3 separate regions of the Mus musculus genome follow, and regions 1 and 3 are each linked to region 2. Evidence: chromatin loops called from intact Hi-C (ENCODE). Cell type or tissue: left cerebral cortex. All regions are shown on one strand.

Region 1 (8,000 bases), 1.4 Mb after region 2:
TTTCATTTTTATCGAGAAATGTGACAGAGGGTTTTTATATTTGCTTCTTTTGATTCTTTGTTTTACTCCGTGCTTGAGCAAGCTAAACAAAAGATGAAGAGAGGTTTGAATGCCAGAATTTAAAATGGGAAGATGTTCTGTGTATCAGCATTGTGGAGGAATAATTAATAGAGAATAAGAAGAAAGATGTAAGTAGCTTAGAGCAGCCTGGACAAAGGCTGAATTGTAAGGCCCTGTCTCTTTCTCTCTCTCCATTAGAGATATAGGCCCACACTCGTGATTCAGGAATGGAACATACTATAATTGCTTGAATCAGAGAAGTTGCCCACAGCTTCAGGTATTTTTCTCTTCACTAGAGGCAGTTCTCTGAAGATCTTCAACTCTTGAGCAGGAGGGGCTCAGGCTATTAGTTTCAATATTTTCATTTGCTTTCTCTGCTTATCTCTATGAACGCGTAGCCATGCGGCATGACACTCACACAATCACGGAAAGAGTGATTCCTTAATTATACCTTTCCCAATGTAGAAGACTCAATCTTATGAAACCATGATCCAAAGTAAATGCCCCTTCCTTTAAGCAGATCCTGTAAATTATTTTGCTTCAGTGATGACTCAGTGTGTATGAAGGAAATGGTTTCATTACTGTGATAAATCTAACCATATGACTACTGGTTCTGTGGAGATGGTTTGAAGGAAGATTATGAGTAAGTGGGAACATGCTTGCCATTATCTATGAACATGATTCTAGAAAGTTTTCATGAAGAACAAGAACAACCCTGATTGTGTGTAGCACCATCAGAGGGAAGGAAGCTTGGGAAGAATAAAAATAAGAAAGTAAGCCTGACCATTACAGATGCAGATGCCTGTAGCCAAACAGTGGAGTGAGCAAGGCTACACCGATGGAGGAGTTAGAGGAAGGACTGAAGGAGCTAAAAGTGTTTACAAATACACAGGAAAAACAACAATATCAACCAACCAGACCCCCCACCCCCTGCTGAGCTCTCAGGAATTAAACCACCAACCAAAGAGTACACATGGAGGGACCCATGGCATCAGCTTCATATGTAGCAGACGATAGCTTTGTCTGACATCAGTGGGAGGAAATGCCCTTGGTCCTGTAAAGGCTTGATGACCCAGCTTAGGGGGACGCTATGGCTATGAGGCAAGAGTGGGTGGGCAAGGAAGCACCCTTATAGAAGCAGAAGGGATGGGGATGAGATAGGGGTTTTGCAGAGGGGAAACAGTGAAGAGGGATAACATTTGAAATGTAAATAAAAAACAATAAAAATAAGTAAAAATAAAAATATAAGAAAGTAAGGTGAACACAAGTATTTTTGCCATTCCGTGCTCAATACCAGGGCCACAAGGACAAGGTCCCTTGTCCTACTGTCCCAGACCTGATGTTGTCTATCTCCTCAAACTAAAAGGAACACTTCTTTCCTCTAGTAGCTTTGTCAGAAATGAGTCAAAAGGGTTCTAACACAGGGTAAAGAATGGTTGTAGTGGAGAGCCGAGACCATTAGAGATGCAACGTTTATTGCCTGCTATATTGAAGGTAAATACCCCAAAAAGAGAGGCCATGTGAACTGTGAATGGATTTTTATAGAGCTGAATCTACTGAAGCTCATGGGAACAAAGATAAGGGCTTCTGCCATGTGCTGGAATGTCAGACTTGGAGCCAAAGCATTTGATCTTTGTGCTGTTTGGTTTTGATTTTGCTTAGACTGAGATGTTCCTGCTATCACCTTTTGTCTTTATTTTAGACTGAGAATATTGCTACATTTTACATTAAGAATAGAGAGCTTTCTCCTTTTTTTATTTTACTGGGATCTATATTTAACAATTTGTATTGTTTCTTAGTAGAGACTATAGAATTTTTTTTACTTGATTATTGTAAGAACTGTTAAAATTATGAAGACATTTGAGATTGGACTAAGTGAATTCTCTATTATAGAGTGGCTATGGGATTTTGTGGTGCTCATTTGGACTGTAATATTTAAAAATAAGCATCGGAAGAGTCTACCCTAAGTATGTGGTTGTTGATTCTCACTGTGTAACTATATTTGTGGTGTGTGTATGTGTTTGCATGTGTGTGTGTCTGTGTGTGTGCGTGTGTGTGCAGTTGTATGTGTGGTCATGAGTGAGTGCACATATATTGATATATAGGACACTTCAGGGCAATCACAGTGTGACAGACATAAATAATCAGAGGTGTTGACTCCAATAATATCTTCAAGGGCACAAACTTGACAGCCCAACGTCTTCCCACAGGGCCCCACATAATGTTTCCTCCAACTCCCAAGAGCACTGTATGTGATCCAATAAACGGTTAATACTTGTGCTCTAGGCAACTCAAGTGTAAGCACCAGGCGAGGGGCCTATATTTTACACAGTACTTGCACTTCACCCCGAATATTCCAATAAAAGCTGTTGAAAATCCTTTGTCTGTTTCTAGCATGGAACTGGTTTGATTTCAGTTGGGTTGATAGGTGGGAATGCTGCTTTTTGTGACAATCAGTGATTTTGATCCTCTGTTAGGCAGAGTGTTCAACACTTCCAATGGAGATCATTATTCCTGGAATGAAAATACAATTTCAAATTGTCTCCTGTATGTCCACATTGCTGACTAGTGATCCTTTTTTTTATTTGTTTATAATTGACCTCAAATGTGCTAAGTACATTATCCAGATAAACCTCACCAATATTGTTCTACAGAGATGATAAATTATATACCTTATATATTGCAGATGTTTTACTAATACCACTTTCTATTTCCTCAGGAAAGCATTGATCTTTTAAGTATCAGTGTGATCACATGTCTTTGATGAATTTAGGGATTAACATGGATCATAAACTCCTAGACAAAACTCAAACAAGAATTTATCTAAAGACATAGGTTCAAGTCTCCCACTACAATGTCCCAGAAAAGACACTGATACTTAGCTACTTAAAAATAGCCATAGAACCAACTAAGCGGTTTATGTTTTGGATCCTGAAATCACAGCTTTACACCACTGCTGAATAGCTGCAGGTGATGTCATCAATGTTGTGTGATGAATCATCAGCCCATTGCAAAGGAGCAGTAAGTTCAGAAATTCCAAGAAGAATTATGTATCAAAGGAGGGAAAAACCAACTTAACAAGAATTACTCTAATTTCCTTCTGCTGAAGTCAGGGAAGAATTAAGAAAAAGGCTAAAATAAAGTGAGATGGCATATATAATAAGAGTCTTACCCTATCATGCAATGACGTTGAAACATTATTGCAAATAAAACAGACAATATAAAAATGCATAGAATAGCCGGAATTGTTCCGAGTTCAAAATAATCACCCACAGAGTTGGTGTGGGTAAAGGGGTTGATATTGATGATATCATTGTTGCACTTATTATTAAAATAATGCTAAGACTGCTTGTGATAATTGGATTGTTCTCAACTCTTTAAACAATCTTCTGTTTTACAGGACTAGAATAGATAATAAGCATAAAGGTTACTATTTCTCAGTGTCTTTCATATAAAAACACCCATGAGTCTGAAATAAGATTTCAATATAAACACAGTGGATTTTTCCATGAATAGACCATTTCTTTTGTAGAATATACAGTAATTTCAATTAATTAATTCTCATTAAGTATAAATGTCGAATTTTTATGAGGCTGATATCACTGTACTTGGTCAAGACAGATAAAGAAAGCTATGATTTTTATCAATTTTGAATAGCGTGACACATATACAGAACACCAACTGAGATGGAAAATAAAACATAACATTGGTAAAAATTTCTACAAAAATATATGTGAAACAAAATACACTTAACAAAGGAGGAGGATATGAACACAGGAGACATGCTTGCTCCAAAACATGATAAGAACAAGTCTGTGTATCTATGAATTTTAGTTTTCATTATCAGCTAAGATACCCAAAATATACCTTAACATAGGGTAAGTGTGCTATCATCGTGTGTGTTATAACACAGTGTGCATTGAAATTGCATTGGAGCCTTGCCTTCAGATATGCGGATTTTCATACCTTTGCCACTCCTTTAAAGTTATTTCAATTTTTCCTAAAATAAAACTTACTGACAGGCAAACACAATAAGTATCTTCTTATTACCCATTATCTGACAAGAAATGTGATGTGCCCCAATAATTCCAAATGTTTCCAAAATATGTGCCTGCACCCAAAACAAAGATAACAATAATATACTCACACTCTAAACCAAGGAGATTTGGGGTAGATGTAAGAAAAATAGTGGCTGTGGAAATTATTAAGCATTATAAGGGAATTCAGGTGCTCTCAGTAAATACATGCTCCTATTGAAAATAAACCATATCTAGAACTTACTAGCTGGAAAATGTGGTTTTTATGTCTCTGTCTCCATGAGGTAAAACTGCTGCAGTCAGGGTTTCTTCATTTGTCTTAATACTAACTTTGCATTTTAAAGCAATTCCTTGTTTTGAAACAAAATTGAAGAAAAGCAATAACTTTTAAGGAGAGTGGATTCCAAAATTACTTATAATAAAAAATTGTAAATTAAATCAGATAGTTTTCGGTATTTCGAAATCGCATATTTTAAGGTGATATAAATAACTTGTTTTACTATTCTGAAGTTGAGAAATCTTAGGAACATTTATACCTATGCTATTCACATACTTTCTATTTTATTATTAACAAAAACAGGATCGCAATAAAGGCATTAGTGGCCAAATGACCAGAGCTGCCATCTTGTGGATAACTAGGTAATGGACCAGTCTTTTGCTTCAGCATGATGCAGAATGCTGCAATTTAATATTCTTCACTGTTCAACGTGAGACTGGTTAAAGTGATTTCAAGCTCCTTTGAATTCCTAAGTTCTGTCTGTAAATTATCACCTGAAGGATATGCTCATCTCTTGCAAAGTTAGTATTAACCCAAACCTTATTAATATGTAAGATGAGAAACAGTGTAGGATGGTTTCTCTAGTCTAATTAGCCTCTAGTGCTGATTTGTTTTGATAATATAAATAATTAGTTTAACCACAAAATTGATGTAACTGAAATAATTGTCAGGCAATTAAATACTGCAGTGATTTCAGCTCTTGGGAAATATATAGCAGGAAGGTATGGTAATAAAACTGAGGGAAATGTACTTGCTTGAAATACAAAATTATATCAGTTTTCTAAGAAATAATTTAGCCTCCGTATTCTTTATATTCCAACATATACACATATTACAGTTACTAAAAATTAAAAGCCATATTCTTATAGTGGTTTTGCTTCTTTACGTACTTTAAACTTAAAATATTTTTTGTTCGTTGGAACTCAACAATGCAAAATGACTGTCACAGCTGGAAGTCAAGAAGTATATTTTAAAGTGAAAAGTGTATTTTTTTTCTTGATGAAATATCAAATTATTGGAAGAACATGTTTTACTCTGGTATGTGTTAATGCTAAATTTAGTATTCAAGAAATGACATGCAGTTTGTATTTAATTTGCAAAGAACACACATATTACTCCAGATCATGTGATTGATTTTTCACATAGGATTAATTACATCCTGGATGTTCCTTAAATCCTCTCTAAGTATACATATGTGATTATTTAAACCTAAGGCATATTGTTTATGGGCTGGAATTATGACTTAGCAAATAAGCACTGGTCCTTGGAGAGGACCCAGTTTGGTCCTCATCACTCAAGTCAGCTTGTAAATGCCTATAATTTCAGCTGCCCTGATATCCATTACCACTGCCCTCTTCTGGCATCTGTGAGCACTACCTTAATATTCACTAACCCACACACACGTACACAGACATTCAAGCAAGCACACACATGGGCAAACATACATATGTACATAGATAGCATGTTACTCCCAATGTGTTAAAATGAAATTATGGTCCAAAGGTTCATTTATTATAGACTAACATTACAATTAAGTATTTCTCTTCTGCTTTTCTTCTCTCTTTTATTTCTCTTTCCAGTTAAAATATATTCTATTTTTACCAATTCATAGAAAAGTTTAAGATATAAAATTAATTTTCATGCAAATAAACTTTTTTGTAAATTTAACTTATTTGTTTAAAATATTAAACCTGTATGTGTGTGTGTGTGTGTGTGTGTGTATGCATTGAAATCTGATCTTAAAAGTTATAATTATACATTTTTGTGTCAGAAAACCTGTACACTGTACTTAGATAATCACCTATAGGTAAATAATATACAGAATTAAAGTAATTAATACAGAATGACAATGGCGCACACACAGTCTCTAGTCTTCACTTTGATCTCTTTTTAAGCCTATTTTAAGTTGCACTGAAACGCTAGAATAAATACAAAGCAAGTAAGAAAGATTATGATTTTTGTTCACTTAATTATTGGATTCTCCATTTATCTTATAGATGTAACTGGATGGCACATAAATCAGCCTGTTTTCTAAATGCAACTGAATATGATCTAATTTTTCTACTTCTCTGTCTCTATCATTAAATATTTATCTCATTAATATTTTATATAAAACATGAAGTATAGGAACATACTATATTATCTTCTCAATGACATATCATACCAGTGATAACAATATCATGTCCTTATCATTTGTCTACCAGAAATCCAGTTGACGTTCCCATTGCCCAAATTCATCTTTCTGATCTGCAATTCAATTTTATGTGACTTTGTGTGGCATACAGACTTCCATCTACAACTTTGTGATTTTATGCAGAAGTAAATGAACAGTGTCTTGCACATTTGCTCAAAGTACACTTCCTTTGACAAATCGATTTTTCTTTTAAATCTAGTTACTTCTTAGGCTTGACTAATATGATTAAATCCAAAGCAATCCTGGGAAGTGCAACAGTTTTGAAGAAAAATAAAATCCCTTAGAGTGAGTCACTATTTTAAACCCAGCTAATTTTCCATAGTACATTTTCAGTTGGAATTTTAAAAGTTGAATATGTTTCTCCTTCATTATTTGGAGAGCACCGAGTTCACTTTTCATTTTAACTCTCACACATGTCACCACAGTGAATATCTGATCCTTTGCCTGGCGATAATATTGATTTCTTTTATCATTTCGTGTACCACACTCGGTTTTGTATAACAAGTCTATATATTGCATTAGCTGAACCCTGTATCATCTTTTCTATGGATGATAGACTCATAGTCAATCTTTAGAATAAATGCTAATGGGCTAAATTTCTTACAGACTGTAGATTATAGTCATGGATCTTGAACTCCATCCAGAAGCCAGTCCCCTGCATCACAAAGAAACTGCTACACAGAATGAGTTAATCCTATGGTCCTAGTTGTCAGAAACTTGTGGGGGCTGGAATCAATTTCTTTCTAGTCATTATAAACTTTTAAAACTCTTATTGAAGTGATCCAGTAAAATAATGTACTGTTTGGAACTGGTCATTGGTCACAGGGGTATTTGCCTGGACTCCATCATTCAGAAGGTAAAGAAACAAGGCACATGCACACCAGGCGTCAATTGTAGCCCCACCCACCTCCCTATAGGTGGGTGTGGCTGAACTGAATCTTCCCACTCTCTCCCTAGCACTTTTACTGACTTTGTGTTTTCTGAGCTGCATGGATTTCGAAGGGTTTGCCTTGACATAAGGCAGCACTGGATTTAGTAGGTGCTTGGTCATTGAATAGCTCTGGTAATTCTTGCATCTCACAATGATCCCTCTGACAGCTCCTTTGGGTGGGTAAAGCTGGGGTATATTTCAAGGTGATTGTCGTTTTGTCCCTCTGGCAGCAAGCTGCTATAGCCACCTTATACCATTATCCTCCTCTTCCACTGGACATGTGCCTGGGGAGAAACATAGGGTTTTTGTCAAGATAGTAAGACATGGATAATTAGTCCACATTTGTGGGAAAAAAATAGAAGAATAGTACGATATTATAAAGTAGCTTTCAATTACGGAAATTGAATTGTCTAGAAATCCAGTGATTTTTAAATTACTCATTTTGAAAGCCAATATTTAATATCATCTTGTAACGATATTACTTTTAATATCACAGAATTT
Region 2 (8,000 bases):
GTTGGACTCCAAGAAAAAGTGTCAAGGAAGCAGATTTTTCAGGACAGGTCTCAATGTACTTTTCTTTTAGTAGAAAGAGGTAAAAATCCAAAAGAAAAAGAAAATCCCATTAAGTTTTATCTTAGCTCAGTGTTATTGTGCATGTGTTAGATGACTTAGGCATGGTTAGAAAATTTCAGTTTGTGATAACTGTTGTAGACAAAGGTCTATGGGGAACATATATGGGGCTCCCACAGAATGATGCAAAAGTCTCAGCAGCAGGAAATATGACAGAAAGAGAAGGACTCTTTAATGACACCCTCTATCATGTTCTATTCAACATAAGCAAACTGAACAGAAATTTTAATTATATTTTGTATATGGCCCAGAGCACAGTTTGATATAAAATAAAACTTTCATGTGTCATCTTTTATGTTGTTGGTATTTTAGGTTAAAAAAAATCTTAAGGTTTTTCTAACTTTAATCACTGACTCAATAAACACATGGGTGCATTTCAGTGGGACAAACCCTGATTAGATTTATGTGATAGACAATATGTTCAATGATGGGTATATGAAGATAAATCAGACATGCTACCTCAAAGGGCTGAGAGAAGTAAGGCTGAAAAACTGATAGATAATTAAAATTTGTTTCCCCCCCCTCTTTTTAAGTAACTAAAAGCACAGCTTCTCCAAATCTGATATTTTCTTAAAGATGCAATTATATTTTAATTCAGCATAGAACTATTCGAGTGATAAAAGAAAAGTAGCTTTAATTCCTACATTTCTTGCTTTTGTATTCTGTTCTGTTTTAACAGACGACACATTTCAATCATACACAACTTTCGACTTTAAATATGACTTACTGTTGTAAAGGATACTGTGCAATACAACTCCTTGCCCTAAAGCTCAGAGATCATTGCAGAAGATGGGGGGGGGGCGGAGAATGATTGAAAATATAGCCAGGAGGAGGATATGAGAGCATTTGGAGGGAGGGAAGGGAAGGATAACTCCAATAGACAGGTCAAACTGGATAGAGAAAAGCCCACCGGGCCTCATCTCTACACAAAGAACTAGACGCAACTGAGAAAGACTTCCCGAGAAGGACCACACGAATTGATCGTCTAGTACCAAGTGGTTAGCCTCCTAAATCATACTTATAAGTTTTAATGGACCTAATGGATCTAATGGACCGAACAGGTAAAATTCAGAAGTGTGTGTGTGTGTGTGTGTGTGTGTGTGTGTGTGTGTGTGTGTGTGTGTGTATGTGTGCATGCAGGAACAATCAGTTGGAAAAGAAGCCAGGAATTTTTTTCCCCAATAGATAGCATTATTTTTAATTAGATATTTATTTCATTTACATTTCCAATGCTATCCCCAAAAGTCCCCCATACCCCTCTCCACTTCCCTACCCACCCACTCCCACTTCTTGGCCCTGGCGTTCCCCTGTACTGCGGCAGAGATGGCTCAGCCCTTAAAGGCTAGGCTCACAACCAAAAATAAAAGAAGTCAGGAATTTTAAGGAAAGGTTATAAGGGAAGGTTCGGAGGGAGGAAAGGGGAGGGAGATATGTTGTAACTATAGTATAATCTCAAAAATTGACATAAAATGAATAAATGTTAAAATATTCATACACATAAAATAAATATATGCCTTTTTTCAATCTGAAAATTATAGCCCTTAATGTTGAGCACCACAATATCTATTCTACTTGTATATTAGTTCAATGAGTTGGATAGAGTGATTTTTTTTAGTTTTTGCAAGTATTTTTTAATTAATAAAGTTTCAAAAGGCAATTTGATGGTTAAGTATATTTCAGAGAACTTTTGACTTATTATATTTTTCAACTTATTTAAGTTCTGGCATGCAAATGTGCATACTTTTTGTTTTTGAAATGATAGTTAAAATGTGTGTACAGGATCATGTCTGGAAGTATATATAATATAGGTTGACCTGTACTGGTTAATTTGCCATGTACATTTCTTCATGTAATTATTGTTTTATTGTCAAGAATAATTGGAAATCACTTTCTTGGCACTTTTCAATACTTACCCATCCTTATCATCTTATGCAATTCTTACATTTTTTTCCTCTGGATACTTTGTATTATTTGACTGCCATTTGTCAACCCTGCCCTTGAAGTTAACATGGAAGCAAGGCAATCTCATCATAGGAGGTTAATGTGTGATTTTTAATAATCCTCTGAGTCTAATTAGTACTGTCCATATGCATGTGGGCATTTGGCCATCCACAGAAGCAGAGTGATCCACAAACAACCATGCCCATAAAGGTGAGGGTCTCCCCCTCCCTTCCACTGCAGCCATAAACTGCAAAGAGCTTTTAAAAAATAAAAGATATGAAATTTGGAGGAAAATCAGGTTGGGGACATTAACCTGGCATGCAGACAGATAGTATTGAGTCCATATGATCAGTATATACTGTATCAATTTATAGAGCATTCTTTTAAAGAGCAGAACAATTATTTTTAGAAAAGAATATGTTGTAGGGTTTGGATCAGGGTTCTTTGGGCTGAATTTACAACTTATTTTTGTGTCCTCTGATCCCTCAATTTCATCTACATCTCTGGTTTGCAAGATTTTTTTTCACATGTCTTGAAGAGTATAGCCATTTATCTTCTGTCTGTCTTTGTCTCTCTGCCTCTGTCTCTTCCTCTCTTCGTGTCTCTCTGTCTCTCTGTGTTTCTGTGTCCCTGTGTCTCTCTGTGTCTTCCTCCCCACCTTCCTCACTCCTTCCCTCTGTGTCTCGGTGTCTCTGTGTCTGTCTCTAACTCTGTCTCTCTGTGTCAGTCTCTGTCTCTCTGGCCGTCTCTCTCTGTCTCTGTGGCTGTTGCTCTGCTCTTGGTTGGCCACCTCCTGTGTGTTTGACTTTGGCTGAAAATGAGCAATGACTCCAAGTCTTTGAGGCTTGGTGCTGTTAGGCATCATTGAATACAGATGAAAACAACAGTATCCGGATTCGTGGGAAGCCCTTTGTGAGAAAATTGGCAGCAATCTCTTTAGAAAACCCTGGGTTGAACACACTTAATAGTTTTATGCAAAATTAAAAATTTGATCTTAAGAGCAGAAAGAGCATCCAGTGCCTGAATGTGGTTTTACAGTATTTTTTACTTCACATTTGCTGAATTGATTCTGGTTTTGTCTTTTAACTGCTTGACAAAAAAAAAACAAACAAAAAACAAAAAACAAAAAAACAAACAAACAAACAAACAAACAAAAAAAAACCGCACTCGACGCCAGTGGGGAACAGGATGTAGGTATAAGCAGGAGTTGTATCTTATAGAAGACATCGTATAACAGACGTCACAATCTCGTCCCTGAGGGTTTAATCTTCATATCTGTGTTACCCATCAGAGAACTGGAATCTCACACAGGGCATTTTGTTGCTTGCTACATCACTGCCATATTCTGCTTAAGTCCGCCTTGATTTCTATGAACATGGGGACAATCTGCTCTTCCTGTTCTAAATGAATCAATCATCATAGAAAACTGTAAACAAACATAGGCTTGTTTTCTTCTGGCTAGTCACAGGAGGGAGGGGGAAAAACACCTCTAGAGAGAGCTAAGACAAAGGAAGCTAAAGGAAGAGCAAACTCCCAATTACCGAGTGCCCGCGGTATACTTACCCTGTGCTGGTGACTCACAGGAAAGAAACACTTGGATGTTTTCACGAGAGCCAAAGGGAGAGATTAACTTTAAGAAATGCCTCTCTAGCATTTGACGGCAGTGATTCTGGAAAGCACATCAGAGGGAGAGCCTCGCATCACACAGAGGCACCGAGTCCAGAGATTGTTCAACTTTAATTCAGGTTCTGGAGGCAGATTCTGCTCGGGCATTAGTTCTTTAAATTTAGGGAATTGACTTAAAACCCTACATACATCCACCTCCAAACAAAACAAAGCAAAACAAAGAGGCTATTCTATTTCCAGGGGTTCTAGACACTGGTTTGGTGAATCATAGATATTTTTTTCTTCTCTTAAGAAATAAGGGACATATTCCTATTTCTTAATTTTTTGAAAAGGAAGACACAGTTCCTGGTTTTGAATCCTCAGTACTGCGAAGTAGTATAAGGAAGAGTTTCTTGCTCATATTGTTGAGAATGCTCGACTTTTTCCACAACTGTAATATGCTCCGAGAGCAGTTTGGTCCGTGAACCTTAGGGACCATGCGGTTAACACCTGCCCCCCCCCCCCCCCCATCCCTTTGGACACTAAGCTTTGTGGAGAAATTAAAATCGCTATCAGTTTCCAGCTTCTGTCTATTTTTTCTCAGTGTTGTCTTCTAAGAATCTCTCCCAACAGGGCACTTTCACTTTCTTAGCCTTCAGTTTCTACTCTGGAAAAATCTCACAGATTTACTACAAAAGTGGAGTTGAGGAGTAGTTTGTGAAGACCACTGGGGCGCCCGCGGGCTACTGTGCCTGGCCACTAGGTGGCACTCTAACCACACACGCTTTTAATCAATGACTTCGACTTTACGGATGAAAAATTTCACTTGCTTTCTGTTTTAAAACTGTTCCCCATTTTACCACTCAAATGAAAGGCTTAGCTTTCAGACCACTTGAATTTTTTATGTTGTGCTTTATAAAATCACAAAGTTCAGTTATTTTGTTAGGCATTCAATAATTTATAAGTCCCTTTTCTACCTCATATAACAAGAAGCCAAATCCAACCAAATATGTGAGTGGTAGTGAGATACGGATATATTTGTTTGGCTTCGCTGCTACAAAATACACATTTTTGAAGCACTATGATGTGATCAGGCCAGGTAAAAAATTTAAAATATCTCAAAAACTATACAGGGGTATGAAGGGAAATGTTTTGCACTCCTGTGACATAAAGGAGAAAAATGGCCTTTTGGTACATTCGTTATTGTAGCTCACTGAATTTGTTGATTATTGCTACGGATATATTAATTGGAGATATTCTGTACTTTACAAGATTTTCTGTAAAAGTCTTAAAACAAATTTCTTCTCTGGAATGGGTAGTAGCGCTCTTAAAGGAGAGAGATCTCTATTCTTAGAGTTGAAGTGGCATTTCCATTTGTACAATCACCCAGACCAGAAATCTCAAACCCAATTTGTTTGTGATTTTGCTTTCAGGGACTATGTGGAAGTTCAATAAACAAAACCCAAAATGTTTCATGGAATGATTCTTTTTGTTCAAACAAATTCATATCCAGACACGGAAGAGGCAAATATTCAGGTGTAGCTTCCAGCAATAGCAATGAATGACAACAGTTAAAATCAATAACAGACAAACGAGCAAACAAAAGGCAAACAGTGTACATTATTATTTTTTAAAGTTAGTACCTTAAATAGGTCTATATATTTTCTCCTAAACAGTATCATTGCCTATATCCATTTCCATGGTACTACTGTTCTCATAAGGGCGTTTACATACATCTATGCAATGGACATCAAACATATGAACCTATATTCCTTTTTTATCATTTCCATTCTATGTTCTTCACTTTCCTCTCAGCCTTTGTTACTCTCCTCGACCAGTGCTTCATCAACCTGTGGGTCAAGATGCTTTTGAGGGTTGAATGAGCCTTTTGCAGGGTCACGTATTATGCTTGGGGGTCACCACGAAATAAGGGACTGTACTAAAGGTCGCAGTATTAGTATGGTTGTCCTAGACAGTATTGCTTGTACTTACAAATGTTTTCATATTCATTGATTGATATATTTATTGTGTGTGTCTGTGTGAGGGGAAGAGGAAAATTTTTTATGGGAACAGTCTCTCCTCTCACCATGTGGATTCCAGGAACCAAATTCAGCAGGGGTCAGGCTTGGCGGCAAGGACCATTACCCACTGTGCCATCTCATGGACCCCATTTTCAGTTTATCTGGCTCATTTTGATAAATTCTAAAGAATCCTAATAGATCTATGATATGAACAAATGCAGTAATAATTTTAAGATATGGATTTTAAATGATAAATGATATAGGGAAATCAAACTCTTTTTCAAATAATGGAGTTCATCTTTCTTTTAAGTAATGTGTTATGCCAAATTGTTTGAAATATGATATTTACAAACATTAAACATATAGCAAACCCACATAGTCATTGGCTCCATACTACCCTAATCTTCCCATAGTAGGATCTTTTCCCTTTTTTTAAATTTCTCATAACTTCCTGTTTTAAGTCCAGTATGTGTCACTCTATAGGTGTCTAGTAACTGAATAAGTTTCTGAATACATATCTGAATCTAGTCATTCACAAAGCCACAAGAGTAAGCACTTACCTTTTATACTACGTCATAGCAGGAAAGAATACAGTTTTTTTTTTCCTCCCAAGTTGCCCAGATGGCGTTCATGTTTCCTCTCAATTGGACAGGCTTCTCACTGGCTACAAAGGCTGTCACCTTTCCTTGACCGGGCATTACTTTAGAAAACATGTAATTGCAATCATAAACGCTCTTGCGCCCTCTCTCTCTCTCTCTCTCTCTCTCTCTCTCTCTCTCTCTGTGTCTCTCTCTGTCTCTGTCTCTCTGTCTCTGTCTCTCTATCTCTGTCTGTCTCTGTCTCTCTATCTCTCTGTCTCTCTCTGTCTGTCTCTCTGTCTCTGTCTCTCTCTCTCAAATATAAATCATCTTGCCATCTTTACAACCCAGAATAGTCTTTCTCAAGGACCTGAGAGCCATCTCTTGAAATGTAATCATGGATAAAGGGGGTGGAGGGTGGGGTCTGATCTTTAATGGGGTGGCAGGGGAGCAGTATAATGTCAATAATTGCAAATGAGCTCTCTCCCAGCCCTAAGCTTACAGACCATTTGCTCCTCAAGTCCTCCAACACTTTCCTGCTAGTTCCTCACCTCTAACCCAGTCCTTCACAGCTTCCTTATCTCTGTTTCAATGGAGTTGAGTCCAATTTGTCTCCATTGTGATCTTCCCTGTTAAATCAGCTTTGCTCTTCAACTGTCCTGCCTAATTTTACTTGAGCCAAATTTCATTTTTTTTTTAAATAAAAGAGGAGCATAAGAAATATCAAAGTAGCTTGTGTCAGTGGTTGTTTAGGTCAGGGCTAAATCCCTGTTAGTGGCACTGAAGATATGTATGTGTTTTATTTCCTTATGAATATTAACTTCACATGTTAGGATATACTTCAACCCCTTTTAAATGTTCATAAATTCAGGTGGAAATATTTCTAAAATTTACTTAAAGCCTCTTGCGAATGAATGAATGATCGTATTTTTTATTATTTAATTTTTTGGGGGAGCCAGTGATCAAAATTATTATAATAGGTAGTTTACTAAATAAAGTTCCAACAGTACTGTGTTGCTTTTGAGTGTGTGTGTGTGTGTGTGTGTGTGTGTGTGTGTGAAAGAGAGAGAGAGAGAGAATGAAATGAATGAATGAATGAAGGAAGGAATTCAGAGATGTCATTCTGGGAGACCACTCAGAATCAGATAAACTTTTTCTCAGCATGCCAAAGCAACATGTTCAGGATATCTCCAATCAACTGTCATTGTGCTTAAAATGAAAGCGGTTCTATTGATAAGTTTGTTTATAATAGATAGACTAAAGGAGATTTTAAAATTCCACATAATTTACAGTTTTAATTTTTAACAGTATAGTGCTTTGTGATTTTCTAGAATTATTTAAGTCCCCAGGAGACCTTTAATGGTTTATTATGTGTTCACAGTTTACACATGATAAATTTGATCAGATATTCTCAAGTCTCCCTTAATATGGCCCCAAAGTTCTAAAGTAGTGATCAGATACAGTGAGTAACCAAAGTATATATTTTGTCCTGGAAAGCAATATGCTTCTTTCCCATAAGGGTAAGGTTTTTTTTTTGTTTTTTTTTTCCTCTGAAAATCAGAAACCAAAGCAATTCAAATCCTTCTGTGTGCATGACCTAGGGTCCTGGAACCCAGCTACCATTTCCTGTTCACACATAAAGTGTTTCTTGGGATTCCGGAGAATCTCTTTCTAACTCTGCCCTGGAAATGAACTGCCCCTTAGGGTTATAACATCTTTCTCTCTCCTTCTCTGAGCC
Region 3 (8,000 bases), 940 kb after region 2:
AACACATGATCATCTTGTTAGATGCGAAGAAAGCATTTGACAAAATCCAACACCCATTCATGATAAAAGTCTTGGAAAGATCAGGAATTCAAGGCCCATACCTAAACATGATAAAAGTAATCTACAGCAAAACAGTAGTCAACATCAAAGTAAATGGTGAGAAGCTGAATGCAATCCCACTAAAATCAGGGACTAGACAAGGCTGCCCACTTTCTCCCTACCTATTCAACATTGTACTTGAAGTCCTAGTCAGAGCAATAAGACAACAAATGGAGATCAAGGGAATGCAAATTGGAAAGGAAGAAGTCAAAATATCACTTTTTGCAGATGATATGATAGTACATATAAGTGACCCAAAAATTCTACCACAGAACTCCTAACCCTGGTAAACAGCTTCAATGAAGTATCTGGATATAAAATTAACTCAAACAAGTCAATGGCCTTTCTTTACACAAAGGATAAACAGGCTGAGAAAGAAATTACCGAAACAACACCCTTCTCAATAGTCACAAATAATATAAAATACCTTGGCGTGACTCTAACTAAGGAAGTGAAAGATCTGTATGATAAGAACTTCAAGTCTCTGAAGAAAGAATTTTAAAAAGATCTCAGAAGATGGAAAGATCCCTTATTCTCATGGATTGGCAGGATCAATATAGTAAAAATGGCTATCTTGCCAAAAGCAATCTATAGATTCAATGCAATCCCCATCAAAATTCCAACTCAATCCTTCAACGAATTAGAAAGGGCAATATGCAAATTCATCTGGAATAACAAAAAACCTAGGATAGCAAAAAGTATTTTCATATATTTTTAAAGCAGATTATTTAACTGTGATTTCTTGTTTGCCTTGCTGTAGTTCTCTATATGGGATGGGAATTAGTTTGTTTTTTGGATTTATATATGCATACATTCCATTAGAGCCATATCCCCACACATGTTAATCCTCCTTTCACCTCACCTTTTGTACTCTTCTATAAATAAGTTGCTCTCTGTGCCTCTTTTTCTGAATTCTTTTTGTTTTATGAATCAGTGAGTTTAATCAGAGCCTTCTCAATGTAGACCTGTGTGGACGTATGGACAGGAGCTCAGGCAAGTCACATTGAACTCACCATTGAAAACATTTACCTCTGCTTCTACAACCAAGAAATATCAAGGGAGAGTTCAGATAGACCCCAGCTCCACATATTTGTCTGCATGTTGAGAGACTCAGCATAATTCCCTCACTGTATTAGCAATTACAGCGTCTGTGAGCACATGAATGTAGCAGACATGCTAATCTCAGAAGATAGTACTTCACTGCACAACTTTACATCATGTACAGTTCTTCGTCCTTTTCTGGGATGTTCCTGGAACCTTGGAAACCATAGTATGCTTTCCCACAGAAAGCTAAACACCCACCCCACTTACCATTATATATTCCTTCATTGTACGTGTCTGTTACATTGATTTTGGCAAATATTGCCTTTAATTCTGTGAACTGTTTTCCATTGTACTGAATCCCTTAATAAACAGTATTTTGATTTTAATATGGTTTGAGTTGGCTGATGTTACATCCTTACTAGTGGTCCGGGTGTCTGGTTTCATTCTATTGCATATCAATGAGCCATTCTTCCAGCATCATTTCTTGAAGCATGTTCTCTTCTCAGGGACAGTTGTTTGTGCCTTTGGTGAACATCTTTTGACAACATAGTAAAGACTATGTATTTATTTAATGGTTCTAGGGACTGAACCCAAGACATTGTACAGACTAAGCATTCTAAGCTAGTTAGAGCTTTGGCTTGGTAAAGCTTTATTTGTTTGCTTACTGTTCAATTGTATTAATCTAAATATCTGCCATTTTTCCAGAATCACCTGCTCTTATACAAAGCTACTAAAAGAAGACTTGCTTTCTATTTGATGACTTTAGATAAGAATGGGAATTACTTCATATGGCTGACAGATTATTATAAAGATGGAGAGCATTATTCTCCAGGTAAAAATGAAAACACAGATTATAATTTTTATTTTTAGACCCTTTTGTATACTTTAGAATATGAAACAAGTTTAAAGATGATCAAGAAACTCAGAACAGATCAAATAGATGCCTTTTGTAATTAAATTGGTTTAGATATGTGGATGATAGAAAGGTTGGAATGAGGGAGAAAAGGATGAGAGATATTTAAAGTAGATAATAATCAGCACATGTTGGGTTATGTGCAAGGGGCCAAACCTTAACAATCTAATATTACACTTACTGTTTTCATAGCTTGATAGCCACGTATACAGTGACATCTTTTTCCCTGAGAGCCCCTGATGAGAAGAAATTGGCAGCATCCAGCTCTAGTGTCTCATGTTATGTTTCCAGTACACACGCCATCCTCAGGAAATATTAGCTATGATGATTTCATAGTTGGGAGAGTAAAAGGCAAGATTTTGATGGAACCCAATTTTCCTGATTTCCAGATAACTGTATTTATTTTTGTTTTCCCTCAAATATGTAAACTTATTCCCATAATGGAACCAAGAATTTGCTGCAACATCATACATTCAAATATTAAACATTAAACATGTCTTTGGCACAGGAGAACACACAGCAAGCAGAAGATTAGTTTCATAGATGCTGGGTATATTTTCAAAGTGCAAATATTCTCATAAGTTTCAATGCCTTCCTTGTCTCCAAATTACATTCCTTCTCATATTACAAATCTAAGACATGGATCTGTGCATTTTAAAATGCATTGGTGCTTTGCTTGGTTTTAAGACACCAAAAGAACTCTGTTTTATGTCTCAAATACAGAATATTATTAAAAATATGGGATGTTTAGGGCTCTGTCCAAAGGGACAACATTTATTTCTTTAACTATTTATTAGCATTAGATATTTTTTGTTTGTTATATTATGCCCTTTGAATTTTGAGTGACATTAGAGAACTACATATTTCTTCGTGGAACTGAATCCACTTAAGTGATTGTCACTAAAAATGTCATTTTTCATAATTGTATACTAAAATGTAAATCAAAACTGCCTCTGTGTTAGAAAATATAATAAAATGCTTAGAAACAAAGGAGTAAATACCGGATAGATAAATTATTATTAAAATAGAAAAAGAAGAGAGAGAAAATTCATTGTAAGTAAAACTTTGCTTCTACCACATGAAGCTATATATATTTTTAAGGTATAGATTCTAGACTGTAGTTTGAAGGAAAGCAATAGTGCAAATAAATTCCATGCCACTAGACACTTTAAAATACTAGATTTAGCAGCAGTCACATTAGCTTAGATAATGGGAGAATTTTTCTTCATTGAAAATGCTCTCTGTCGCTTAAGAACTTACTGAGGCAGCCTGCCATCTAGCTTTTTCACAGAAAAACAGGCTTGCAGACTGCAGATGAGAGAGTCTGGAGCAGAGACAGTTTTAACTTAGCCATTCCTAATTTATCTCAAGCGTTTTCAATTCATCTTCACTGCTCTGTGCACACAGGAACACCAGATTGCCATCCCTGGGGAACAGAACGCAACCGGGGATCTAGAGAGCTGTCACATTCCAAGAAATATTTAAATTGTGCTGGTTTTCTTCTGGAGAGCTGAGCCCAGGGAATGAAACTCTCCATCCAGTCGTAGCTTTGCGGGCAATAGATCAGAGGATATTGCCAGGCTCCTAATGGATTATTGTTATCGGGCAGGTTTTCTCTGAAGGTACGTAGTTATTTTCTCAATTCATTACCCTCTCCTATTTATCAAGTAATAAGCTAATGAGCTGGGAATCCAAACCTGCAAATAGAGAAAGATGTTAAGGAGTCAGTATTGACTGGGTAATGGCACTTTATTGCTGCATGTTTGCATGGGAAATAATAGGATTCCTTTACTGAAGATAAGAATATATACTTTAAATTGCTGTGTCAGCACAAAACAAGCAAAACCAAAACAAAACCGTGCTGCAGGCTGCATTATAATAAGTTCGTATTAATTCTCTGGAGGGTTTTCCTTTTGTAGCTACAGCCAATAATGAGGGGAAATACGTACTTTGAAAACTTGCTCCAGCCTGTGTATTTTGGAATAGTCATATTTTCTCTGTCTTGGCAAATACTTTCTATTGAATGCTGATACTAAATATGCTGCTTTTCATGGCTATTTATGCAGATATATGAATGATGGAAATTTTTTAATTTAAACAAACTCTACTAGAAGTATTTCTGAGAACATGGTAAAGAAACATTTTGTGTTGCTGATCAATATTTGTGAGTTTGAAGGAAATTCATTAAAATTATCTACTATGTTGTTACAAATACAAATATATTGTAAAAAAAATTGTTTTCTTAATATATAAAAATTCTCATGCTGTCCCTTAGGTGGAAAAAGCATTTAGTAAAGTAACATTTTAAAAGCTGCCAAAGTTCTGAACAATTACTGGTATAATGAAAAGGGAGGAAGCAGCTTTGACCTACGTGAAATAGCTTATTTTACAAAGATCTATTGCAATGGGAAAGATGACTTCTCTCTGTGTGTTAACTAAAAGTTAAGGATGTGTATGTCGATTGTGTCAGAGAAATCACAGAGTTTATAAAGCAAGAGGACATTTTCTGAAACTACTGTGCTATGAGTGTTCGATGCATTCTGACATCTCTTGACTGCATGAATGGGCTCAGTGAAATCTACTGGGTTGCTGGTAGTTTTCCATAAGGAAAAATGACTATGAACCTTTTGCAGGTATGACTACTGCAGGTGTATATACAGTGAGGTGGAGTGTAGCAGCTGCTCTGTTTGGACTGGGACGCAGACTTTATGTACCCATCCTGGGTTAATCATGGACTTAGAAGAGGAAGTGGTAGAAGACTTTGAAGGAGTCATTAGTAAAGGTTCTACTTTTTTTTTGGAGCATTGCAGAAAGTATTAAGAAGATGTGTGTGTGTGTGTGTGTGTGTGTGAGAGAGAGAGAGAGAGAGAGAGAGAGAGAGAGAGAGAGAGAGAGAGAGAAAGAGAGAGAGAGAGAAAGAGAGAGAGAGAGATTGAGAGAGAGAGAGACAGAGAGAGAGAGAGAGAGAGAGAGAGAGAGAGAGAGAGAGAGAGAGAGAGAGAGAGAGAGAGAAGAGAGAATCAGAAAGACAGTGGCTTTCAGAGAATCCCCCTTATGCTTAAAGGGACTAAAAGGGGAATAAATCGAAATGCATAAAGAGAATTGAATCCTCAAACTCCACTTTTAAGTACTTTCTTCCCCATACCTTTGGAGGAAATGAAGAATCAGAGTTAAAATTGAGGTTTCTCCATGGATACTTCCATTTGGCAAGCTGTTCTCTTTTGTGGAACCCCTTTCTCCACTCATTTGCAGTCTGTTTGTTCTTTTCCTTTTTCACCAATAATGGAAAGCTCTACTTTAAATCTACAAAAGAATCTAAAAGCACTCAAATGCTTCCGTATCTCAATTGCTCATGAATGTTTAAGGACAAAGCATGTGTATTTTACTTTAACCAGTGACTCTCCTAAAATTTTCAGCTTCTGTTATAAAGAGCATTAGAACAGTTATTTTAGGCAACACATTTTTTTGAAAAGTACCAATATACAACAAAAGGTAGTTATCTCAGCATTGAGAAAAGGAAGATATAATAGTAGCTAAACAATGCTTTTAATTGTTTAGAATATTATATGGACCAAGCACATCTGAAAACCAGCTCCAAATTACAATGAACTTTCTTATCACCCTGACCTCATGTTAACCTTTTTTTAAATTACAATCATGCCAGCACCTTCTGCCTTCCCATAAGCCACATTTACTTACCCAGATATTTAAATAGGCTCAGCTTCTTGCTCTAGTACTAAAAGTTATTTTATTCCATCTTATGGTGAGTTCATTGCAAAATATATTACTGTAATTTCATTTTATTATTTGCTACTAAATAATGTTTATTGAGTACTTGTGATGGCTTTGCTGCTTCTGCGCAACATGTAGTAGGAAAACATGCAATACTATTCTGTCCTAAGTCAAAGAGTTTATTAATATTTCAGGGCCTCTAATTGGATCAAAGAGAAGGGTGATCTTTTATGTACGTATAATGTATTAAATGTCTAATAGTTTGTCAGTGACTTGCATATATCGTTATGGGGGATACATGCAGATGACCTATTAGATTTCAAATCCTCTTTTAACTATACCCCACATGTAAAAGTAGCATAATGAATGAAACATTGGATTGAGGATTTAAAAATATCGTTAGATACAGTAAGGAAGTTTGTCTAAGTTTCTTTATCTCTATATATCTGGCCTCGGTTGTGTCTATACAATGATGATATCTAGCTTTAAAATTTTGTTTGGGGAGTTCATGTATTCAAGTATCAAAAACTTCTATCACAATCAATATCTAATAAATGGTACTCATCTCAAAGGCAATTTTATCACAGCCTTTTAAGTAAGGAATATCTAGGTTTCCACTGAAGATTCTTGACTCTCCACTTTCTCAATAATCCATGTGTGTTGTTTTGTGTTTGTAATAGTATAATTATATTAAGTAAGAAATTAAACATTGACAGTGTTTTGTCTTTTGGTATTAAAGTACTTGTAGATGTGCCAAAACATTACACATGCAAATATAAAATTAGAAATTGATTAGAAACTGGCAGGCACTTTCTATATGAATATCAAACAGCTAAAATACCAGTCATAACTTAGCAAGGAAAGCAGACATAACTGTGGCTCATTTTTCTTGTACCTTTTCCCAAAGGACATAACAACAGAAGACAAGACAATAAATCCTCTTGCTCATTAGATTTTACCTTGTAACCATTTTATTTGTATTCTCTTTTGCAAGTAGTTCTAGTAGGGAGATGTCTACATATTCTGGCTGCTTAGAGAAAATCAAGCATAGAAAATTACCCTGCAAAGAAGAAAGTATTACATTAAAACTTTAGGTAAACTAAATAGCATCCACATTGAAAAAAATAGCAAATACTAATTTTGGCTTTAATTGGAAAAAAAAAGATCTTTTCCTCTTTTCCTCCTGGTTATGAATTCCCCTCATTCTACACTTCTGGGTTTTTCCCCACCTTCACTCCCATCTGGATAGAGCACTTTTCTGTTTCTCATTAGAAAACAGGCTTTAATCCCAGCACTTGGGAGGCAGAGGCAGGTGGATTTCTGAGTTTGAGCCAGCCTGGTCTACAAAGTGAGTTCCAGGACAACCAGGGCTACAGAGAAACCCTGTCTCAAAAAACCAAATATATATAAAAGAAAACGGGCTTGTAACTGTTAATAAAAAATAATTATACAATACGATAAAACAAAACTAACACATCAGAAGTCAGAGACCCTCTTAAACACACACACACACACACATTCAGGAGTCTCAATGAAACACTAAACTGGAAGCCATAACTTTTAATCAGAACACCTTGTATGAATTAATGTAAATCAAATATATGCTTCCCCAGTCTCTGTCAGTACATATCAGGTTTTAATCTTACTGGTATTTTGTTGATATCCTCTATTCCCTCTTGCTCTTGGTCTCTTTCTGCCTTCTCTACCACAAGATTTCCTGGGCCCTGGGGCAGGAAATTTAATAGTAGCCTTCCCTTTCCAGTTGAGTGTTCCAAGATCACAAACTCTTTTCATAATGTCTAGGTGCCTGCTCTCATCCGTTTCAGGTAGAAGCTTCTCTGTTGATGGCTGGGCAAGTTCTAAACTATGCGAATAGCAGAATGTGATTAGGAGTCATTGTATTGCTGCTTATTTGTTTATCTATTTGTTTATTCTTATAATAGTAGTATTTGGTTTTAGATTTCTGGGCTATCTTTTCTCTAGCTCTTGGTCACCCTAACAGTGTTGGGTATGTGGCACATCTTATAGAGTGGGCCTCAATCAAATCGCCGATTGGTCGGTGACTCCCATAAGCTTTGTGCCACCATTGTTCAAGCATATCTTTCTGGAAGGACACCACTATAGATCAAGGGATTTGTCTCTGTTTTGGCATTTGTGTTTCTTTTGGGTAGTAAGCAGAGGAGCATCATGCACTAAATACAGTAGAATGTAA

The links. Hi-C counts contacts between places; a loop is a spot of excess contacts. Peaks named below come from ENCODE experiments on the same cell type or tissue, not always from the same donor. Only the 100,000 strongest peaks of a DNase experiment are listed, where the experiment ranks them.
Region 1: it touches region 2 in a loop (5-fold over the local background); 6 of 42 quality-filtered maps call a loop at or near these places.
Region 3: it touches region 2 in a loop (5-fold over the local background); 4 of 42 quality-filtered maps call a loop at or near these places.

Annotation. Positions count from the first base shown.
Region 1 is chr10:102,150,334-102,158,333 of GRCm38, forward strand. It overlaps a transcript of Mgat4c not described here. Among named protein-coding and RNA genes, the nearest start is that of Mgat4c, 220 kb to the right of the region's middle. In left cerebral cortex, CTCF peaks have their summits at 4,736 (motif pointing left) and 5,731 (motif pointing left); DNase peaks (open chromatin) are centred at 3,015, 4,760 and 5,736.
Region 2 is chr10:100,737,835-100,745,834 of GRCm38, forward strand. Gm35722 (predicted gene, 35722) reads right to left here and starts at 3,801. Exons shown (of 3, transcript NR_152765.1): 1 at 3,622-3,801. In left cerebral cortex, a CTCF peak has its summit at 4,422 (motif pointing right); DNase peaks (open chromatin) are centred at 3,613 and 4,421.
Region 3 is chr10:101,678,273-101,686,272 of GRCm38, forward strand. It overlaps a transcript of Mgat4c not described here. Among named protein-coding and RNA genes, the nearest start is that of Mir3059, 90 kb to the right of the region's middle. In left cerebral cortex, a CTCF peak has its summit at 3,346; DNase peaks (open chromatin) are centred at 3,413, 3,828 and 4,639; H3K4me3 peaks cover 2,361 bases; H3K27ac peaks cover 1,334 bases.